2 separate regions of the Mus musculus genome follow, and region 1 is linked to region 2. A link is a contact called in ENCODE POLR2A ChIA-PET data. All regions are on one chromosome and are shown on one strand. The core of a region is the stretch at or near the end of the contact, and the rest is flanking DNA. Distances in the headings are between cores, read along the strand shown. Region 1 has its middle 15 kb from the start of Gm34991. Region 2 holds the start of 5033430I15Rik (RIKEN cDNA 5033430I15 gene).

The links. ChIA-PET counts read pairs that join two places held with the same protein, here RNA polymerase II (POLR2A).
Region 1: POLR2A ChIA-PET joins it to region 2 with 20 read pairs in Patski. The contact joins the enhancer-like site here to the promoter of 5033430I15Rik in region 2. POLR2A ChIA-PET finds 5 or more read pairs at or near these places in 3 of 5 experiments (Patski and embryonic stem cell).

Annotation. Positions count from the first base shown.
Region 1 is chr13:46,004,966-46,007,753 of GRCm38, forward strand. No RefSeq gene overlaps it. Among named protein-coding and RNA genes, the nearest start is that of Gm34991, 15 kb to the right of the region's middle. Within about 2 kb of position 1,311, at least 1 of the 3 ENCODE cell types and tissues checked has a DNase peak (open chromatin) inside an H3K27ac peak, as active enhancers do.
Region 2 is chr13:45,963,909-45,966,851 of GRCm38, forward strand. 5033430I15Rik (RIKEN cDNA 5033430I15 gene) reads left to right here and starts at 1,316. Exons shown (of 2, transcript NR_167678.1): 1 at 1,316-1,475; 2 at 2,003-2,600. Atxn1 (ataxin 1) reads right to left here and starts at 1,083. Exons shown (of 8, transcript NM_009124.6): 1 at 907-1,083.

The DNA.
Region 1 (2,788 bases), core at 61-2,560, 41 kb after region 2:
ACTGCCCTGCTCACGGGTGCTGAGGATCTGAACTCTGCTACTCAGACTTGCTCAGCAAACACTTTACCCAAGAAGCCATCGTCTCAGCCCCTCATTCAGCTTTCTACACTGAAGCCTGTTGCCAAGGAGAGACATGTGTACGTGATCCCACTGATGGGAATTGCTGGCTCCTGTGTTGTCCCTCTTCTGACATCTGTTAGCCAGAAAGCTGCAGGATGCTGGGTGGGGGGTGGGAGGGGGGAAGAAGAGAGAGAAAGGCTAGTTTGCCAAAGAAGATGTGATGATGGATCAGCCCATGTTGTGGCCCATGTTGTGCATAAAGCCAAGAACAGTATCACACTTCAGGGACACCATTCCATAGTCAACCTTCCACGGGTTCCCTCCCTTTCTCAGGCAACTTTCTATAGTGATTGTATTCCATAAAGCAGGAGCCACAGGGCCAGAACATGGGATGGGAAATGAGCGATGGGCTTCACCAGATTCCCTGTCAACAGAAAGGAAGCAAGGGTGGGGAGTGGGGAGACTGAGGAAGAAGATGTCATTAAAATCTCAAAGATCAAGTGAACGACGACTGGATGTTCTCTGGGCAGTAAGTCAGATGTTCCCTGTCTGTTTTTCAAATGAGTCTTTCAGACAAATCTTGAATGTTCCATTTTAGACTCAAATATGAGTTAAACTATAATTGCCCTTTTCCTTCATATTTGATAGCAGGCCAAACTACTACTGCTGTTACTATTATTGTTACAGGGCTGGGGGTTGAGCTGACGGCTTTGCATGTGCTAAGGCATACACTCTACCACTTAGCTACCCTCATCCCAGGCCTAGTGGATCGAGAAGGCAGGGACTATCATACTACACATGTCCTAAGGGGAAACCCGGCAGGCCGTCTTGTCTTCCCCTCAAGCTCGTACAGACAAATACTTCACCCTAGGAAGAGTCATATCAGATGGCGGATGCTGAGAACTGTACCTATTCTAAATTCAGAGCAGCTGCTCCAGGGAAGACTCACTTAAAAGCCGATTTACAAGTTCAGATAATTTCCCTTGATCCAAAGCCAGCTTCCTTTTAAGGTGGGCAGCCCTGAAGCTAGGGAGAAAAGGGTTCTCGGGGGTGGGGCTGGGGGTGGGGGCTCATCACGTCCTACAGTGTCAAGGTCACACATCATTTCCAGTATTTCTGCCCTCTTCCTCACTCCTTCCTTTCCTCGCTCCCCCTGCAGCCATGCGGGTTTTAAAAGCAAGATGTAGTAAGCTGAGCAGGAGCCAGGCTTTGCTAAAGCTGTGCGTGGGAGCCAGGGACAAGCTTGGCCACGGAAGGCTGATCTGGAATTTGGCTCTGAGTCCTCCCCACTTTGCCCTGGAAAGAGCACTCTCTAGGACTGCCCCTGGGAGCTCAGCCTGCAGCCTCTCCTTCACTTTCATCACTACTTCAGAGGTTTCCACAGGGAGACAGGGCAAAGACCTGCTCTGATTGGCTGCCTTTCTCTGACTTAAGGGCCAGCTCCAGCCAATCAATAGCCTGGACTCTAGGAAGGGAAAGATGAATTGAAACAGGCAAGGCCCTGAAGGGTAGGGGTGAGAGAGAGAAAGAAAGAAAAACAATGTAACCACCATCCAGATAAAACCATGCACACAGTTCTGCAGGGACCCCACTGAGAGAACTGCTGTCTTCTACCAGCAGCCCTGCCTGCAGCCACCAAAGCACCCTCAATGTCTTGGCTTCTGGCCAAGTTCAAACCGTTTGTAAAGTAGGTCATTGAAAGTCACATTAGGCAGAGAAATCAGGGGTGGGGGTGTCAGGAAGGACCTTCAGAGCCAGAGGACAGCTTCATCCCTGCACTGGAGAGAAAAGGATACAGAACAAGGCAGCTGATGGGAGGGACTCCCTAAGTGACAGGTTGTAGCAGATCTGGTCTAGAGGAATACACAGCTGGTCAGGAGATCAATTGCTCTGCACAAGCCTCCAGCAGGACTTGGATGATAACCTTGAATGAAAATGCACTCTAAGGAAGCTGACGTCATCTTTATTCAGCTCTTTGCTCTATGTGTTCAGAGAGCCCATTTCATTAATGAGGGTTTTTTTTCTAGTGAAGCAGCTGGTTTCCTGCCCTCACCCTGAAGAATGCAATTAAAAAATACCTAGATGCATGCAAAATATGCCCTAAATAATAAAAGGAAGAAGATACATATAAAACAAATGATATACCTCCTACCTGCTCTCAGACATAAAACTCAGGCTACTCTTATTCATGCCGAAGTGGGTCAGAAAAGGAAACTCCATTTTCTTGATTACGGAGATGCAAAGACACAAGTGAAATACTTGCAAAGCACGACCTACCTACAAGTGTCCCCTGAAAGTGTCATTTGTTCTCTGTCCCCAGCCTCGTACAGCCTCTCTTCTGGTACAAACTAATCACCTTTCAAGACGACGACAAAGACGACGACTACTACTACTACTACTATTATTATTATTATTTTCTTTTTAGGAAACCACAACTAGCTCCCTCTAAAATTGTGAGCCCAGTCCCTGGGGCAGTCCTAGGCTGGAGAGGGGTGGTCCCAGGCCAGAAAGGGGCCAGATCCCTGCAGCAGTAACTGTAGCCAACTTGATGCACCCAGGAGTGGTGTGGAAAGCACAGAGTCTATCTCAAGCCTATCTCAACCTTCGACCATCCATCATATATAGTTAGCTCAACACATTGCTTTCAGGGCAGTGGGAGAAACAAAGAGGAGAAGGGAGAAAATACACCTTCACAGAATGCCTAGTAGGTATGATGTGAACTACTGTG
Region 2 (2,943 bases), core at 66-2,565:
TCGCGGGCTCCCGGCTCCAGCTCCGGCGGTGGCGGCGGCGTCTGCTGCTGCTGCTCTGGATCAGGAAGCGGCCGCACCAACAGGGCGGCGGTGGCAGCTGCAGCTAGGGCCGGTCTTCTCCCGCTGCGCTGCGATGGCCCGCGCGCCCTTGCCTCCTGAGGCGCCACCTCTCCGCGCCCCTAGCCTCACGCAAAGTCCCCTCTTGGTCCCCTCGTAGCCCCGAGAGGCTGGCCTAGGCGGGGAGACCCCAAGCTCGGGGTTGCCTCTGTCAAGCTAGGCGACCCCGGGCGGGGAAGCCCAGCCCTCCCTCGAGCCCCCGCAGCGCTCACCGCCCCCACCCGGGAGGGGGGACTGGAGAGGAGCGAAGAGGGCAGCGCGACCCTCCGCGGCTGCCGCCTCCCCCTGCGCCACACGGAAGGAGGAGGACCGGGCTCTATCCGCTCGCCGCCGCCGGACCGGCAGCAGCCGAAACGGGGCGCCGCCGTTCTCCCCACCCGCGCCCCCCGCCCGGGCGCGCCCCCTCTCCTGGCGGCCGCCCACCCAGCCCCTATCTGCTGCCCTTGCTAGCCGCTCCTGCTCCCAGAGGGGGTCCCGAGCCGGGAGGCTGGAGCCGGGCACTAGTGTATGTACACACAGTCACACATACACTCGCGCGCGCGCCTGCACACACACACACACACACACACACACACACACCACGACGCGTCGGTTTCCTTCGCTCCTCTTCCAGCTGTTTTCCGTGCAGCCCATTGAGACTGGGGGAGGGGGGGTGTATGCTGGATGTTCTTTGGCCCCTCTCCGGAGAGAGCAGATTGGGGTGCGGGAGGGGGTGATTTTAATCTAAATCGGGGTGGAAGGGGGAGGGGGAGAGAAAGAATCAGAGGAGGAAAAAAAATAGCCACTTACTGTAAAGTGTAAATGGATCTGGGGTTGCGTGGGGAAGGGGTAACAGAGGGAGAGACACAGTGTCCTGCGGCTGCTGTAGCTCTAGCTGCGGCTCCACAGGGCTTGTTTTGGATCCCCCTGCAGTGAAACAGGTCCTGTACGGCTCCTCCACTGTAGTAGAAATGATGTCTGCGGTATACTCTGCTCTCTCCTCCTCCTCCTCCTCCTCCCCCCTCCCCTCCCTCCTCCCTCCGCCCGCCCTCCCTCCCTCGCGCTCTCTCTCGCGCTCGCTCGCTCGCTCCAGTATGTAAATGTGTAATAGAAGCCAAATATGGAGCAGTTGGCTGCCGCCGCCGCAGCTCAAGGATCCGACTTCATGGGGGGGGAGGGGGGGGGGAGGCACCCTCTGGCAGGCGGCCCGGCGAGCCGCACAGAGCACGGCGAGCGCACGGCGCGGCTGCCGGCCCGCGCCCTTAACCCTTCTATGCACCCGGGCTGGAGCGGCGCTCGCTCCAGGGGAGGCCGGGTTGTCTCTCCGCAACTGTGGCTCCGGATCCCCGACACCGACCGGAGGGGACTGTGCCTTCCAGGTTTGAGAAAGGGGCGGGGAAGTTGGGGCGATGAGGTCATTGGAGTGGTGACCGATCGGTGCTCGCGCGCCTCCCCGGCTCCCTGCAACCTAGTTGGAGGGGGACAGGGTGAGTGCAGGGTGCAACTCAGGCAACCTGGGAGACTCGCAGCGACGGGTGTCAGGATTTGGCTCCTACTTGGTAAAATACCCAAGGGGGCGGGGAAGTCGGCTGATTTCTAATTACGAAGTGCCCTTGGTGCCCCCCGGGTGAGCATCTAAAGAGGACTCATTGTATCCTTACTGTTAACCCTCCAACCCGCCAGCCCTGCGTCATCCGAGGCAAGGCCCGCGCCTGCTGCCTTGGCTTGCAACTCGGGAAAGTTCTCAGGCTTCCCCAGCTTGCACTGGCACCCTCACCTTTCCTGCCTGGACAAGCTGGCGACCTCCCGGTCCTCCTTTCAAATTCTGCTGGTCTCGAAATCTGCTGTGGGCATGGAACGCCTCAGCTCTAGCTAGCCCTGGTAACCGACCTCACTCACTCCTCAGGGCTAACTGTGGATCATTCATTTCATCGCAAGCGAGGTAACCTGTGCACTGAGCAGTCAGTCGATGGTGGTTCTCGGGGAAACCAAGCGAAGGAACGCTCCCCCACCCACCTTGTCCCGGTGGCTAAACGCAGACGTGGACTCCCCACCCGGCCCCCTCCGGCTACACCTCAGCCAAGCGTAAGCTCGAGGGAAGAACTCTTCTCTGGAGGCGTTCACCTTGCCAACAGGTGTGGCACCCGAAAGAAGAGCCATCACATCCCCACGAGGGTCGCTCAGTGCCGCGTTCTCTTTGCAGCAGAAAATTCTTGAAGACCAGTAGGTGTCAGGCCAGCATCTGACCTCTTTCAGGTGCTTAGAACTGAGAGTCTGGAAACTCGATCCCTTGGTCTCGCTGGAAGCCACTACTATTTATTGACTCTAAGCCGGATTTGAGAGACCTTTTGGCTCCGTTTACGTATGACCCAACAATTAGTCACTGTCTGAAGCAGCGTACAGAATCACCAAGAGAAACGTGTGCGCGTTTAAACTACTGTATTGTGGAGCCGGCACTTCAGAAGTTAAATTAAAAAAATAATAATAAAATAAAATAAAAGAGATGCAGTGGTGTGTGTGTGTGTGTGTGTGTGTGTGTGTGTGTGTGTGTGTGTGTTTGTGGTGTAGGACACATTATCTATTCTCAGGTTTTGAAATACCGTGCACACATCCACGGTTGCTTAAATAGAACTACAACTGTTCCCTCTCACCGCCCCCCCCCGCCCCCACTCCCTATAAACTGTGTTGTTCACTTGAGGATCCGCGATTATTAGACTTCATATGCTAAAGTGACATTGTTGGTCTCATTACAGCCTCTAGTGGACGGTTAACGTTGAGTTTCCTGTCGGGGCTCTGTCTAGTTTTGTTTTCCCTCCTGAGCTTTATCCAGGTGAAGGTTAACAGTTC